Linked DNA regions of Mus musculus: region 1 is linked to region 2. The links are chromatin loops, found by intact Hi-C in ENCODE. Cell type or tissue: heart. All regions are shown on one strand. Each heading gives the region's core, and the rest is flanking DNA. Links, peaks and the distances in the headings are about the cores only. Region 1 has its middle 6.7 kb from the start of Tmem250-ps. Region 2 holds the start of Lcn9 (lipocalin 9).

Region 1 (8,330 bases), core at 297-8,296, 320 kb after region 2:
TCTTGTATCCCTGACACAATTACTTCTTTACCCCAGGATTCCAAGATGGGTGCCCTTCTTGGGCTGTCGTCATGGTAGAAATGACAGATGTTTGCCAGGAGGTGGTGGTGCACACCTTTAATCTCAGCACTCTGGAGGCAGGGGCAGGTGGATCTTGGAGTTCGAGGCTAGCCTGGTCTACAGGATGAGTTCTAGGATAGCCAGAGTTACATAAACACTGTCTTGAAACAACAAAAACAACAACAACAACAAAAAGAAATGGTGCTGAGTAGGCTGCCTGCTCTGTGTCCCAGCCACCGCTTCCAGCTAGGATTAAAGACTCAGCCTCCCTGGTCTCAGTCCCCTTGTCTGTAAAGTGAGGAAGCAGTGCATAGGCCCTCACAGAAAGTTGTGGACCTAGCTTTGTTGGTCCAGTAAAGCTGGCAGAAGATGGCCTGGCCCACAGCAAGGCACTTCTCTTCCTGCTGCTCCAGAAGCAGCATTCAGGTAGCCCTGTATGGTCCCTTCTGTGAGGACAACACTTCATATTGCCCAGAGCTCACTGAGTGACTTAGGAGGCCAGGTCACAGAGCTCACTGTGGTACCCTCCCTGCCCTCACGGACTTCTCCCAGGAACTGGAGGGATGGCATAACAGCTGACAGTTGCCACCTTGAGCCCTGTAGGGAGAAACTGAAGGCCTCTGGCCAGCAGCCAATGCCAGCTTGCTGTCTGCAGTGAGATGATGACCCAGAAACACTGCCAACCTGAAAACACTGCAAGTCCCTTCACCAGCAGACAGCTCAAGCATCCTTTCTGCAACCTGCAGAAGTTCCTGGCTTGTAGAACCGAGAGGGAGAGAAGACCCTTGAGTTGAATTATGTTCTGCACACCTGTATGTTGACGTCCTAACCCTAAGGGTGTCAGCATGTAACTATTCGGAGACTTGAGGCCTTGAAAGAGGTCAGTACTGTAAAGTGGAGTCTCTATGGTGATAGGTCCTAATCCAAGATGACTGGAGATCATGATACAGACAAACATGCAGAGGAACACACACATGCATGTGTGCACACACAGGAGGGATGCCCAGATGCCGTGAAGGCTGGGATGGGAGGCAATGGATACCTGTTGGGTAAACTGCCTCTCTCTAGGCGTTTGTTACAGCAGGAGGTGTAGATTAGTCCATTCCCCACCCCTCCTCCTCTTTTTTATTTATTTTTTATTTTGGTGGTGCTAAGGGTTCAGCCAGGATTAAGCATACTAGGCTATGTTGTATTTCAGTGAAGTCCACCACTTTCCATGTGATGTCACTGACCTCAGGCAAGGATCGTCCTGAGCTTATAGGCCACACAGGCCAATACAGTCCACAAGACACACAGGCCACCCTTGTTTCCCCGGGTTAAGGGAGGGCATGTGGTCCCAACACCCTCTGTCCCTCATCATTCAAAGTCCTCCCACACTGTCTGAGCCACTGCCCTGTGCCTTAGTCATCCTGTGAGTTATTGCTTCTGCCTGCCCAGAGTCTTAAGTGAGAGGCTTCTGGGCTGCCTCTGCTTTCTGCTCCGCTCTGGTGTAAACATGCACGGGACAAGCTCATTCCTGTCTGTGGCTGTTTGGTGCCATTCTAACAGCATTCAGGGCTGGGGAGCTGTGTCAGGAACCCAGTGGCCCTCTTGCTGTCTGCACCATCTGAGAGCAGACGCAGTCGTCCTTTGAAACAAGTGTCTTTCTCACTTTGAGCTTCTCTCTTCTGTGATTTGAGTGAGGAAATGGGCCACATTAATCATTTAAAAAATTTTTTTGATTTATTTATTTATTATATGTAAGTACACTGTAGCTGTCCTCAGATACTCCAGAAGAGGGCATCAGATTTCGTTACGGATGGTTGTGAGCCACCATGTGGTTGCTGGGATTTGAACTCGGGACCTTCGGAAGAGCAGTCGGCACTCTTAACCACTGAGCCATCTCACCAGCCCCACATTAATCTTTATAAACTACTTCAAGGACAACAGCTTAGCCTCCATTTTACTGACAAGGAGAGGGCTTGACTCCAAAATGCAGGAGGACCCACCTCTTGTGGGTGTTTGCTTTGCACCATTGCACCCTTTTACATGCATGCCTTGTGAAGGGACATTCAAGACAGAGGCTGGGGGTGATAGGCCCAGGGGCCTCGAGATGCATTAACCCACCCAGGTCCAGCCGCACAGGAGGACAGAGGCTGCCTTGGGTGCTGAAGAGACACCCGGGCATGCCTCTGGAGGCTTTGTGAGAGGCACGAGAAACTACTAGGACCATGACTACAGGGCCACACTGGTCTGAAGTGTCCCCACCCTCTCACAGGTGCAGTGCTTCACTTTCCTGAGTCTGAGTTGGCAGCCCTTGCAGTAACTTAATGATTTAATGGCAGAGAAACCCTTAGTCAAGGCCTAAGGCAGAATAAATAGTAAACATTGCCAAAAGACAAGGGGGGAATGCTCCTTGGGCTGTGCAGGTAGGAGACCCGAGCACAGGAAGACAGAGGCACCATGTTTGCCTCAAGGCCAGAGGCCCTTAGTCAGCATGCCCTTTGAACTACCTAGCCCTCCACCTCAACAAGGTCAGCGAGGCTGGGTTCAAACTTAGTCTTCCTCGGGTTCTAGTCTTGTGCTAATTTCACTGGAAACTTACCTGGACCACTGTTGACTGAATGGTTCCCTGTCAACAGCAGTAAGGATTTGTGGCCATTCTTATCTTTGCTCTGGAGCGAGGGCGACCTGCTCGGCTCACAGGGAATGGCATTAAGATATAGTTTATGGTATGCAAAAGACAAACACAGGCAGTTATATGTCACACGTTACAATATAAATACTAACTTGTACTTTTTTTCAAAACTTTTAATGACTTGTATCCAGTCCAGAAGATTTATAGGGCAAAGGGGATGGCTCAAAATGTCACTTTAAACATATTTGTCACTTTGGCAACAGCACCAAAAAAAAAAAAAAATCTGGAAGATACTGCACTCAGAAATAAATCATAAATGGATGCATCTTAAAAGAGGTTTATTTTGGTCGTTAATGGTTGATAGGCCCCCCAGTGCAGGATTTAAAGTTAAATTATGCAAAATCAAAAACAAACCTTATAATACTTAATCAACCATGCATAAAACTGTCAGGCCCAAATAAATTCTCTCAATTAACTTGCTTCAGATTGTGATTGCATTCGCTAATTTAATCAGCCCCAGAGTGATGTGGAGGCTAGGCAAAGATGAATTCCTGTGAACGCACCTTAAGGGGCCAGGCAGGGCCCCAAACTGAGGCAGTAGCCCTGTGGCCATTGGGACCATGGAGAACAGCATGATATATATATATATATCTAATTGCTCTGTTTATTTATTTGTCATACTGGGGGTGGAACCCAGGACCTCGTGTGTGGCAAGCACTCTGCCAAGTTTCCTTGGGAGGCTGCTCCTACTTGTACCTCCTATGAAGAAGACAGACACTAGCCTGGGGAATGACCAGCTCCCCTGCCTGGGGTTGGGGAAGTGAAGAGTGGGTGTCCTCCATTCTGACACCTGTCCTCTCGCTTGACTCTGAGCTCCTGGCCTTCTCCTGTAGGGCCTCACTGGAAGCTCCCCTCCCCCCCCCCCATCATTCCTCCCTCACTTGAGAACTGAAGTGTACTTGGAAAAGTTTCATTTCCCAAGTACAGCTTGTGTCTTCTGTGGGGTGGGCAGAGCTGGACACTGTGCTGGGCCCTGCAGGCGGGCCTGAGGAGACGATTTGGCATGGACACTGTGGGAACAGAGCCAACACAGAGGCATACATACCGTGTCCACACTGAGCTCTAACCATCTGGTGCTGCAGATTATGGCCACCTCTAAGAGGTCTCCGAATCCAAGCAGACTGCAGGGGCACTCCAGACTTGTACAGTGTGTATATTCCACAAACATGGCTGATGTCATACAGGCCTCGTGTTGCTTTTTGTAAAATATAATGAACTGACTTAATCAGAAGCAAGTGTGTGAATTAGGGAGGAGAGAGAGACACACAGGGATAAAGGAAGATACAGAAAGATGCAGAGGTAGAGACACTGAAAGAGGGAGGGGGAAATGTTTGTTTTCATCAGTCCCAGAGTGATGTGGAGGCTAGGCAAAGATGAATTCCTGTGAATGCACCCTAAGTGGGGCCAGGCAGGGCCCCAAACCGAGGCAGTAACCCTGTGGCCATTGGGACCACAGAGAACAGCATGATATATATCTAATTGCTTGCTTGCTTTCTCTCTTCCTCTCTCTCTTCCTCTCTCTCTTCCTCTCTCTCTCTCTCTCTCTCTCTCTTTCTCTCTCTCTTTCCTTTTTCTCTCTTTGCCATACTGGGGATGGTACCCCCAGTGAGCCTGGGGGAGGGGAGGGTTCCACCTTGTCCCCTGCCCTACATTTTAGTGTGAGGTATTTGGATCTCTCTGAAGGGACCCATTGCTCTTGTTTCTCCAGTCACCCTGGGGCCCTGGAGCAGATGAAGCCTCAGCCCAGGCCTGGGTGTGAACACTTTATTCTTTTTACTTAACAGAATAGGGAAGATGGCGAGGACCTGAGTCTGCATTCTGCTGTGTTTCCTGCCTGGCCATGTAGAATGAACATTTCTTGTGTCTGTGAACCCCTTTACAAATCAAAAGCTACATCATATTCAGCATGCCCCACCCTCTCACTCCCATCCTTCTTTGGTAGTGAAACAAGTGAGCCGGTGCCAGGTTTTTGTAATTATAAATAATGCCACAATGAGCATCCTCATAATAAATCTGTGGGCATTCACGCTTCCAACAAGTCCCTTGGGATGCGTTGACCTCTGTGACTAACTTTTCAAGCATCTGGACACCAGACACCAGACAGGCATTCTGCTTCATTGGCTGCACGGAAAAATCCCTGCCCACTTTTCAGCACGGGACTGCAAGGGTGGGGTCCTCTGTAACACCCGAGATTTCCCTGGGAAAGACTTACTCTCTGGCAATCTAACCAGCCGCTGGCTGCTTAAGGGAATTGGCCTCAAGCAGCCATCTTCATAGCAAACAGTGCTATTTGAGGAGCATCCAGTGAGGCCTGAAGTGCTGGTCACCCTAGGGCTTGAGAGTCCCTGGGGTGGAGCCTGAGGCTGCCTGGCTAAACATGAATGGGTTGGGGTGGAGTAGGCTATGGAGTCAGTGCACTAGGGAGCTGAACTCTGTGGCTGCTGGTAGTGGAGACTGCAACATACTGCAATTGCAGTAGGCTAGTGCAGGAGCATGTAGGAATGGGTCATCCCAGCCAGTCCTGTAGGTACCAGGCATTCCTGACTCCCAGAATCTCTGGACAAATTTGTTGGAAACAAACTGGAATGAGAACTTGACTGGAGAACCGGGTTTCAGGTGACATTCTCAAACCCTGGGACAAGTGGAGATCCCGGGGAGGTGAATTCTGGAGACTACCATGGTGTCCTGCTCTTGGGGTCCTTGGCTGGACTCAGAGCAGATTTGGCACAGGCATCAGGTGGAGCTGTCAGGCAGAACCCAGGCTGGTCTCAGCATTTCCAACACTGATGCTCTTTCTCTTTCAGAGGTCAGCGGATGGCTGTCCCCAGTGCCCAGTGCCCTAGCATCTGTCTGTTCTCTCTCCAGAAGGTTCTTGTCTGCCTATTCACACCAAGGTCAGAGCTGAGGACTCCAGCTCCTTATAATCACCCCATTCAGACAATCTTGTTTCTTTATCTTTTTAGATAATTATTCATGTGTCTGTCTATGATTCAGTATGATAGTATGAGTATGAAGGTGTCCTCCAGGGCCAGAAAAGGATGTCAGATCCTAAAGCTGGAGTTGCAGGAAGTTCTGAGCCATCTGATGTGGGTGCTGAGAACTAACTCTGGTCCTCTGGAAGAGCAATAAGTACTCTTTTTTTTTTCAATTTTTTTATTAGTTATTTTCTTCATTTACATTTCAAATGCTATCCCCAAAGTCCCCTATACACTCCCCCTACCCTGCTCTCCGACCCACCCACTTCCACTTCTTGGCCCTGGCGTTCCCCCGTACTGGGGCATATAAAGTTTGCAAGACCTAAGGGTCTCTCTTCCCAATAATGGCCGACTAGGCCATCTTCTGCTACATATGCAGCTAGAGACACAAGCTCATATTAGTTCATATTGTTGTTCCACCTATAGGGTTGCAGATCCCTTCAGCTCCTTGGGTACTTGCTCTAGCTCCTATATTGAGGTCCCTGTGTTCCATCCTATAGATGACTTTGAGAATCCACTTCTGTATTTGCCAGGCACTGGCATAGCCTCACATGAGACAGCTATATCAGGGTCCTGTCAGCAAAATCTTGCTGGCATGTGCAATAGTGTCTGCGTTTGGTGGCTGATTATGGGATGGATCCCTGGGTGGGGTAATCTCTGGATGGTCCATCCTTTCGTCTTAGCTCCAAACTTTGTCTCTGCAACTCCTTCCATGGGTATTTTGTTCCCTATTCTAAGGAGGAATGAAGTATCCACCAGTTGGTCTTCCTTCTTCTTGATTTTCTTGTGTTTTGCAAATTGTATCTTGGGTGTTCTAAGTTTCTGGGCTAATATCCACTTATCAGTGAGTGCATATCAAGTGACTTCTTTTGTGATTGGGCTACTGATGCCCTCCAGGTCAATAGTACTCTTAACTGCTGAATCATCTCACTGGCTCCATTAACTAGCTTGATAGGAAGGAAGGAATGAAGGAAGGAAGGAAGGAAGGAAGGAAGGAAGGAAGGAAGGAAGGAAGGAAGGAAGGAAAAGAAAGAGAGGAAGGAAGGAAGGAAGGAAGGAAGGAAGGAAGGAAGGAAGGAAGGAAGGAAGGAAGGAAGGAAAAGAAAGAGAGGAAGGAAGGAAGGAAGGAAGGAAGGAAGGAAGGAAGGAAGGAAAAGAAAGAGAGGAAGGAAGGAAGGAAGAAGGATGTGGTTGCTGGGGATTAAACTCAGGACCTCTGGAAGAGCAGACCACTTCTTAACCACTGAGCTGTCTCTCCAGTCCCTGTTGTTGTCTTTTTGAGACAGGGTTTTTCTGTATAGCGCAGGCTGTCTTCGAACTCAAAGTGATCCACCTGCCTCTGCCTCCAGAGTACTGGGATTAAAGGCGTGAACCACTACCACCCAGTTTCACTTAAAATTTTAAATTAATTATTTTAGTTAACTATAGAGACAAGGTTTCACTATGTAGCTCTGGCTAAATTGGAACTCACTCTGGAGACCACATTGGCCTTGAATCCTCCTGCTGTGCTGGGATTAAAGGCATGAGCCACTAAACCTGGCATAACATTATCATCATCACCACCATCATCAAGATTTTTAGTAAATAGGACATGCCTACAGTGGAAGATCAAATGACGCAGACCTGCAAGATCTGACTGGCCGTGGTCAGGAATGCTTGCTTCTCCTCCCCTTCCTCTGTCTTGCAGTCTCTCTAGTATGTCACATACACAGCACAAAATATGCCATTTTGGGCCCCAAGGAGCTGAAGGGGTCTGCAACCCTATAGGAGGAACAACAATATGAACTAATCAGTATCCCCAGAGCTTGTGTCTCTAGCTGCATATGTAGCAGAAGATGGCCTAGTCGGCCATCATTGGGAAGAGAGGCCCCTTGGTCTTGCAAACTTTATATGTCCCAGTACAGGGGAACACCAGGGCCGAGAAGTGGGAGTGGGTTGGGGAGCAGGGCAGGAGAAGGGTATAGGGGACTTTTGGGATAGCATTTGAAATGTAAATGAAGAAAATATCAAATAAATAAATAAATAAATAAATTCTGGAAACAAAAAAAAAAAGTGCCATGTTCTCTTGTCCTTTTTTTTTTTTTTTTTTTTTTCTCGAGACAGGGTTTCTCTGTGTAGCCCTGACTGTCCTGGAACTCACTCTATAGACCAGGCTGGCCTCGAACTCAGAAATCCACCTGTCTCTGCCTCCCAAGTGCTGGGATTAAAGGTGTGTGCCACCACGCCCGGCTTGTCTTGTCTTTTTGTAAGCACACAGTGAGCCTGCTCTAGCAGAGCATCACTGCCATCAAGGAGACAAATAAATAAATAAATAAATAAATAAATAAATAAATAAATAAATAAATAAATAAATAAAAATAAAAAAGGATTCAAAGACAAAACCAAGACCAATTCCACCAATTCACTGGTCTGTACAGCCATGTGGCCTGCTTAGGGTAGGCAGTCAGGGTGGGTCTGGTGTCCCTGCTGAGGGACGACACATCATCAAGCCTAGACCCCAACTCATATAGAAGCCATGTGACCTGGTCCATCTGGCCAACACATCCTGGTGGCATTCACGTGGCATTCATGCCTGTCCAGCTGTGATGCACATGGCTCCCTCTGGTTGATTCCTGAAG
Region 2 (8,330 bases), core at 295-8,294:
AGGGTCTCTCCTGGAGTTTTGTAGCCACACTCTGATTTCAGTGAGATCCTCCAAGCATGGTGGCTGACTCTGCTGTCAGCTTGAGCTGCAAGCCATACTGCTGGTTTGTGAGTAGCCAAAGGCCTCAAACAGAAACACTGAGGCCAGCTGTCAGGACTCAAACACTGGGGCTCTCTGAGTTTTAACTTCTGAGCTTAGACACACAGAACAAGGACTCAGAGTCTCCCACATGATCTCAGCAGGCTGGCCTGGGTCCAGGGACCTGATAGCCAAACCCTGTTGGTCCCAACTTCCCCTGTCACTTTCTGACCCAGCTACATATCCATTCAAGTGGGTTCTGTGGCCAGCTCTAGAATGTGACCAGTTAAATGGGGACCTTTGGCTGCCTTCCAACAGGGCACAGGATGTGTGTGGACAGGCTGGCAACCGCAGAACAGAAAGGGGCATAAGGGAGATGCTAGCCAAGGTGTCCACCAGAGAGAATGGTACTACTACTAGTCCTGGGCCTGGTGCTGAGCCTGGCCACTGCGCAGTTCAACCTGCATACTGCTGTGCGGAGAGACTACAACCTGGCCAGGGTGGGCCGAGCCTTCTAAGGCTAGGCCAGGCTTCATGAAAAGCACCTGTCTCACTTTATTGGGGAGGGGGCTGACCTGGAAAAGGAGTGTCTAGGCCATGAGAGTCCCTCACATTCCTAGCCATGATGGCAACCAGAGGGTGCAGAAGGAGCTTTGGGAGAAATGGAGCAGAGGGAGGGCAGAAAAGGCAGAAGGAGGTCCCAGCTTAGAGCTAATGTTTAGAGACTCACCCAGGATTGAGACTGTGAGGGCCAAGCAGTCCCAGAGGTGGTACAGGACTCCACCACTCAGCCTTTCCTTCCAGATTTCCGGGACCTGGTACCTCGATTCCATAGCCTCAGATAACATGACTCGCATTGAAGAAAATGGAGACCTGAGGCTCTTCATCCGGAACATCAAGCTCTTAAATAACGGCAGCCTGCAGTTTGACTTCCATTTCATGTGTGTATTGCCCCCTACGCTGAAACTAGGGGAGAATATGTTCCCATGCCCCACAGGAACTTCATACACTCACACATCTGCACACTTGGGCCAGTGTGTGGACTTCACCAGCTCTTCCCTGCAGATCAGCATGATGGGATCAGGGGGTTCCTGGCCTGTTGCTGTGTTCTGTGCTCCTCTGAGTGAGTTAAGCTGAAAGGCCCCTACTGGAGTGGTCACAGAAGCCAAGGTAGGGGGATGGGCCTGGTGCTTGCTCTGATCTTCTCCCCTCACTGTCCTCCAGGTTGCAAGGAGAATGTGTAGCTGTGACCATGGTCTGTGAAAAGACTAAGAATAATGGGGAGTTCTCTGTTGCCTGTGAGTGGGGCCCTGTTCTTTCTAATCTGATTGCCAGGAGTCTTTTCTGCTGAGGCCGTGCCCACCAGTCTAGGTACAACTTAAGGGTCCACAGCCTAGCCCTCTCTCTGGACAGTACTAGCTTGGAACTATCACACAGCCAGAGTACTGTGCTGAGGTTTGTGGAGGCAGCACACAAACGCACAGATGGGGCTATAATACCCTGCTATCTACACTTCCATACCACAGTCTCCTGAGCTAGCACTGGGCATTCAAACTCTCACATCCTTCCAATGCTTGCTTTAACAGAAGCTACATAAGTCACATGGCATTCATTGCAGAAGTGAGGGGGTATACCAGTGCCCAGGCAGAGGGTATGCTAAGCTATATCTCTGTGCAGATGAGGGGAAAAACAAGGTGCTGCTCTTGGAGACCGACTACAGCATGTATATCATCTTCTACATGCAGAACATCAAGAATGGGACCAAGACCCAAGTGCTGGCACTCTATGGTAACCCGACCCTATCTGTTTGGGAATCCCAGCCACTGGGAGGGCATCTTCCATGGGCCCTAGACATATTATGGAATGGTGCCTTGGGACTGCTCCCCAACAAAAAGTCCCAAATCTGTCCCCAGGGCGCTCCATACTGCTTGACAAGACTCATCAGAGAGAATTTGAAAACATCTGCAATCTATATGGGCTGGACTCACAAAATATCATCGACATGACAAAAAAAGGTAAGGTTCTCTTCTCTGACTCAGAAAGGCCCAGAGAAGGCAGCTCACAGCCTGGTGTGCCTTGCACGGATGCCCTGAGGACTGGGACAGGGGTTGAGCAAGCCATCTGACATCCCCTTGTCTCCCCAGATTTTTGCTTTTTATAGACCATAGAGGAACCAGCCAGGCCTTCTGGTATGTGAATTTTGGTTTGGGTACAAGACAAGCAGCCTGGGGTGTTGGGAACCGGGCAGGGTAACCAACAGCCAGTGGTGTCAGAAGCTGGGGGAGGTCCATCTCAGAGTGACCATGAGCTTCATATCTCAAAGCTTATACTCTGCTCATCACTGGGTTGTCCTGCTGAAGCAAAGGAACACCCAGCTCTTTGTAGAAGACTGTGTGATATATTCCCAGAGTCAGGATTGTAGTGGGGCCTTTTATAGTGTGTCTGAGAAGAGTGGGAAACTACCCTGGATGCTATGTGCAGTAAAGGATGCATCTTGAGGTTTACTGTCTTACAGCTTTGCACCCCAGAGAGTTGAGATCCAGGCACTGCGGAGACAGCATTAGGCATCCTCTTTCTTTCTGATGCTGGCCAGCATTGGGCATCCTCTTTCTTTCTGATGCTGGCCTGTGGTCATATCTCCGTACTCTAGGCCTCTGTCTTCACATGGCCTTCTGTGTCTGCATTTCCTCCTCTGCCAATGAGATTTAAGCCACCAAGACATTCAAACTGATCTTAACTCATGTATGAAGACTTTTGCCAAATAAAGTTCCTCCTTTGGTTCAAGAATGAAGACAAGCATGTGTTTAGGGACATAGCACTTGGCACTTCAAGATCTTTTCTTAGAAACAGGACTCCATGGTAGTAAAGATCACCCTCGGAGCATCCAAGAGACTGAACCCAGAGTCACCTCTTAAAGGACCCTGCACAAGGGCCCATGAGGTTCTATGGAGACAGGGTCTGTAAGACCTGGAAGTCTTCAGATGAGGGGTTGAGACCCTGTATGACCACCTCTGGGACTAGATTCCCTGAGGGACTAGTGATAGAAACCCAGCTGGGATAAGGGTCTGTCCCATGTGTTGGTGATCATGCAGGATAGAAGTTATAGTGTTTCGTGGGCTGGAAGTGACCCTCCTGGACTGCAGCAGAGAGATGTGAACACTGTACCCACACAAGCAGTCTATAAAGATGTTCACGTTAGCTTCCTTCATGACCACAGTCTGCAGCAGGTGATACATTTCAGCAAGCCAGAGCCTTGGGCCTTGGGTCAGCATATAAAGGCAGGATTGAAAAATTGTAGGAAAGAGGCCGGATTAGAGGAATGGCATCAGGAAGTGAGTGTGAGGGGCAGCACGATGATCCCAGCTGTGCTGTCTCTGAAGGACAGAGGCAGAGCATATACAGCCTCCAAAACGACAAAATGCTCAGGACCAAACACACATTCTAACAAGCAAACACACTCACGTACACAGGCATATATGAACATGCACATGCTCATGTGCTCAAACATACATGTGTTCATTCATATGCATATGTGTGCAATGCATGCTTATCTACAGGATCACTCACATATATACACATATACATGCTCATGCACTCACACACATACACTCACACAGACACATGCCCACTCACCCATGTACACACAAAGGAGCCTAGTGGCTTATTTCAAGATATTTCTTAGGAGGCAGTTTCTCCCTTAGCAGTGCTTAGCACTCCAGCTGTGGGACAGCAGGGCCAGGTAGGTCTGAGTCGCCTTCCAAGGACTGGCCAGCTGGCAGAATGGTCACTCCCAGGCAGCCTGGTCTGTGGATCACTTGGTGCAGCCTGCTGAACCACAGCATGGACAGATGTGCAGGAACCCACCCCCGTGTAGTTTTCTTGTAGCTGCAGCTGTAAGGGTCTATGATTCGCCAAGAATGATATGCTGGACTCAAGTAGTAAGCAAAAGCAAAGACCATTCTATTCTACAGAAGTCCAGCATGCTGGGGTCTACCATTACCAAGATGGAGACACACCAGTGAGTTTTCAGGCCTGATTTAAAGAATAATAGGGGAATTCCAGGAAGGAGGGTGTCTATCTTAAGCATTGCCTCTATCTCTAGGGACATTCCAGAACCATTGCTGGGGGCTGGAAACTATTGATGGGGAAGTTTGGAAACTGCTACTGACCCATTGTCCTAGCCTCAGGCTAGGTGAGGGGGCAGTTTCAGAGGCCTGTTCTTGCCCAGTTCTTGGAAACAAAGATTTAGGCCTAGTCTCATGAACTGTCAATTTGAAGCCTGTCATGGAGTCAGCCTAGCCTGTCTCACAGCAAAGTCAGCCTGAGGAAGAGAGGGTTTATCTGGGGTCACACGGGCAAGATTCCTTGTGCCTGAGGCAGCTGTCACTCCGGAGGTGGAGAGAAGTGGACAGTGGTGCTCACTTCCTCACTTTTTTTATTCCATCTGGGATGCTGCCACGGAGATGTACGGTGGGCCTCCTGTCTCAGTGAGCTCAATCTAGAGACTCCCTCACAAGCATTCTCACGGGCTGTATCCAAGAAGATTAGAGATCCTGTCCAATTGACAGTATTGATCGTGACACTTGGGAATCAGAATAATGGCTGTCCTGAAGAATGGCAGGAAGTGGCTGACCAGCACATGCAGGCCTCTGTCCTCTCTTAGAGGGCTGCATGAAGGAGATGGGGCCATAGCCAAGCTCCCCAAGTTCCCATGCTGTCTTCTGCACAGTCTAGGACTGGTCCTGCCTTGTGGGCTTTCCCCACCCCACCCCACTCCACTCCTCCACCCCCTGAAGACAAGGAAACAGGACAAGACTAGATATCTGCTGCCCCACACCACTGGACTCCTAAGAATGTCACTGAGGTAGAAGGCCCTTGAATTTTAGTTGTGTTTGGTTCCCATCCTCCGAGGAGTTGTGTTACCAACAAGTCCAAAGTGGTTACTGCTTCCTGCTCACTTTGTCTAATCAGCATAATATCATGGACATTGTGCACCAATGGGATATTTTCTAGAAGAGACGCATGATCAAGATCCCTCTAAGTTATGACATAGGGCTGGAGAGTTAATAAATCCTTGAGATAAAACTGTAAAGGTATACTGTTGGTCTTGCCAGCTCAGAGTGAATTGCTTCTGGTGGGTCTTATGGACAGGCACTGAGCAAAGGGCATTTTGCTCAATCAATTGTTGTGCACCACATACCAGGCTATAGGGCACATGGGCTGTGCTATCAGACGGGCATAAGAACTGGAGGTGGGGTGTGGTCAAACCCTGGGAAATCTCAGAGATCTTAGATGGCAGGTGTGGAGCTGCCCTCTCTGCCTGCTCTGGAACATATATCAACCACTCCAAACTGAGGGGACCAGGGGAGTCAGGCATACGATGCAGCACCTGGAACTCCTCTCCCTGCTAATGAAGCATCCCAGCAGCCTAAACGTTCAGCCAATGACCTTCCCTTCCTGGATATTCCTATACCCTTCCCCCAAATTATATAATCCCGGAGATTACCTCGAATAAACTGTATGCACAACCACCCCCAGGAAAGAAATATGAACAAGCTAAGGTCATCTCAGAGACTTGCTTCATGAAAGATCACCATGGGGAAGACCTTCGCCTAAAAGAACCCCAACACTAAACTTCTGGAAGAAAGCCTTCCAGCACTCGGCACTCGCTCCTCCCTGTTATCTCGGTTCCGCTCACCCATTCAAGTGGCACACAGCAGTGCTCTTGTGCCCCCAAAGGGAGACACAGACCTCAGACTCCATTACTGACTTCCTCTCTCCAGGCCAGTACACTGACACTGCTTGGGCACCCCAAGAGGCAGCCTTGGGACTACAGCATTCATCCCAGACCCTCCTTCTCCTCTGGGTTGGTGTGTAGCTGCATTCTCACAAAATTTCACAAAAGGGAAACGTGGGCTGCAGACTCCCTGTCCCAGACTCTGCCTGGCTTGTGTGTTGGCAGAGTCTAGACACCACCAGAGGGCAAAGATAGGCAGATCCTGGGACCCACAACAAACATGAGAACCACAGCAGGATGTGTGATAATTCTCTGAAGTACAGACACCATATCCGGTAAAGCAGCTGCAATAAGAGACAATACTTAGTGGGATTTTTGACAGTCAGCTGTCATTCTCCACGATCCATCTGTCTTCTGCACTGGCCAGATAGGAGAGTTAAGGAAGATGTAGTGGGAACTATCATTCCTGCATCTTTCAGCTCTTTGACGGTGGCATTAATTTCTGCAATTCTCCCAGGGATGCAATACTGTTTTTGATTCACTCTTTTCCTTAGTAAAGGCAACTCTAAAGATTTGCATCTAGCCTTTCCAACTATAACAACCCTCACTCCACAGGTCAGGGAACCAATGTGAGGATTCTGCCAACTTCTAAGTCTATCTATCCCAGTTATACGTTCTGGGGCTGGGGAAATAACCACAGGATGAACTCAGGGACCCACTGGACCTACTGTGAGTCAGACTTCAGTGAGAACTCCATTAATCACCAGGCCTCCATAAGCCCCCACTTTAACTGGAGGCCACAATGTTTCTTGAGATCTCCCAGAACCAGTGTCAATTCACAACCAGTATCAAGTAGACTCTGGAGAGTCTGATCGTTTCCTTTCTCCCCAGTATGCAGTTACCCGTGACAAAGGCCATGCATAGGTCTCTCTGGGCAAGGACTGGGGAAAGGCTAATAGTGAAATTTTTAGTTACTTTATCAAGGTCCTTCCTCAGGGGAATCTGGGCGTCCCTACACTTAAGGGATTCTGGGTCGGCAAACTGCCTCAAGTCTGGAAATTGGATCACTTTTGCCATCATCCATTGTGGCATTTCTTTTATTTGTTGGAGATTTTTTTTTCATTTATACAGATCAAACAAAACTTCAGTAGGCTTCTTATCTATTTCGTGCCTGGAAGCACCATGACTGATTACAGTACCGAAGGTCCAGATGAGTGATGCCATTGCTGAGTTCACTTTGCCTGTCCTGACCATTTCGGGTCCACCATTACTCACGGTCAGACATTGTTTTGTCTCTGCTGCCCATTATGACATCTACAATCAGCTTGCCTTTCATGATTCACTGCAGCCATCTGGCCCCTGCTACCCTGGGCCCAATTCAACCTACAGCATTTAATTCATTCAACTGAGCAGCAGCCATCTTCAGCCCTCCAGTCTGGGACAAGAAAAAGGACAACAAAGCTCTTCAAGTGCTGGTGCTCCTCTCGATACTGTGTACCTTACAGGATTCATGAAGGGCTTGTCTTCTGGGCCTTCCCATTGTGGAGGATATCGTTTACATAGTGTACCCACTCTAGCACTGCAACTTCCCTGAGCCTTAAAATCCCTTCATCAACACTCAGCCAAGGGATAGCAGGCATCTCCAACTCCTTTTCAGTGGCCATCTTTTGACAAATGCTTCAGCCAACCTTTCAAACAAACCTTTGACACCTTTTTTTTTTAACTGTGTGAGCTTCCATATTAAACCTAGACTCTCCACTCAAAGGGCCCATGTCAATAAACTCTGTCTGATCCCTTTATGTTTCTTCCACAGTAACAAGAGCTGCAAGTTGTCTCTGGTGCCTCCATTTTGGCACCTTAGATGAACTTTGTCTTGCTGAATAAAGTACCAGTAACTGTAAGGGAGCCCAAGGGAGTTACCAAGTAACTGTTTTCCCAGGAAGAAAAACCACCTAAGGCCTTGAGCTCTTTCTAACAGCCTGACCTCCCTAATTTTGCTAATCTCAGAGTCTAGCTTTTTGTAAGTTTTGCTTAGCCTGTAGCTGTACCAAGAGAACCTTGAGGGCTTTCCCAACAGGCTATGATTTCTTGCTTAAATATGACCCTGAAGAAGGCTCACTCCTGTATTTGGGTCCCAAGTACCCAGATGTAGTCACCAACTAACTGCAATAAAGACTTACACTAGTCTCATAGACTGTTTCCGGGTGGTCCTCTCTGGTGGGAGCCCCACAACATTGCTATAACAGCGACCCAGGTCTTAGCACAACTGACTCCATGATGGGAGGACCATTCAGGCTGTAAAACTGAGCATAGAGACAGAATCATCTAGTAGAACCTAAGAGACCTAATCCATCAAAGTCCACAGTTCTAGGAAACTATAAGTACTGGCTTCTACAATTCTGCTTCTGGCCAACGTTCTTGTCAACTGAAGTGTGTCAACCCAGGACAAGGCTATGTTTAAAATCTCACCCCGAGAAAGGCTCAGCGTAACACTGGGATCCCAAACACCCAGTGT

What was found. A loop is a pair of places that touch in the nucleus more often than their neighbours do. Peaks named below come from ENCODE experiments on the same cell type or tissue, not always from the same donor. Only the 100,000 strongest peaks of a DNase experiment are listed, where the experiment ranks them.
Region 1: it touches region 2 in a loop (5-fold over the local background); 14 of 42 quality-filtered maps call a loop at or near these places.

Annotation. Positions count from the first base shown.
Region 1 is chr2:26,143,084-26,151,413 of GRCm38, forward strand. No RefSeq gene overlaps it. Among named protein-coding and RNA genes, the nearest start is that of Tmem250-ps, 6.7 kb to the left of the region's middle. In heart, for the core only: no CTCF peak of the experiment used is centred there; DNase peaks (open chromatin) are centred at 688 and 5,088.
Region 2 is chr2:25,822,678-25,831,007 of GRCm38, forward strand. Lcn9 (lipocalin 9) reads left to right here and starts at 476. Exons shown (of 7, transcript NM_029959.2): 1 at 476-578; 2 at 883-1,019; 3 at 1,303-1,376; 4 at 1,756-1,866; 5 at 1,992-2,093; 6 at 2,223-2,267; 7 at 2,594-2,860. The coding sequence starts at 483. The coding sequence ends at 2,239. In heart, for the core only: no CTCF peak of the experiment used is centred there; no DNase peak of the experiment used is centred there.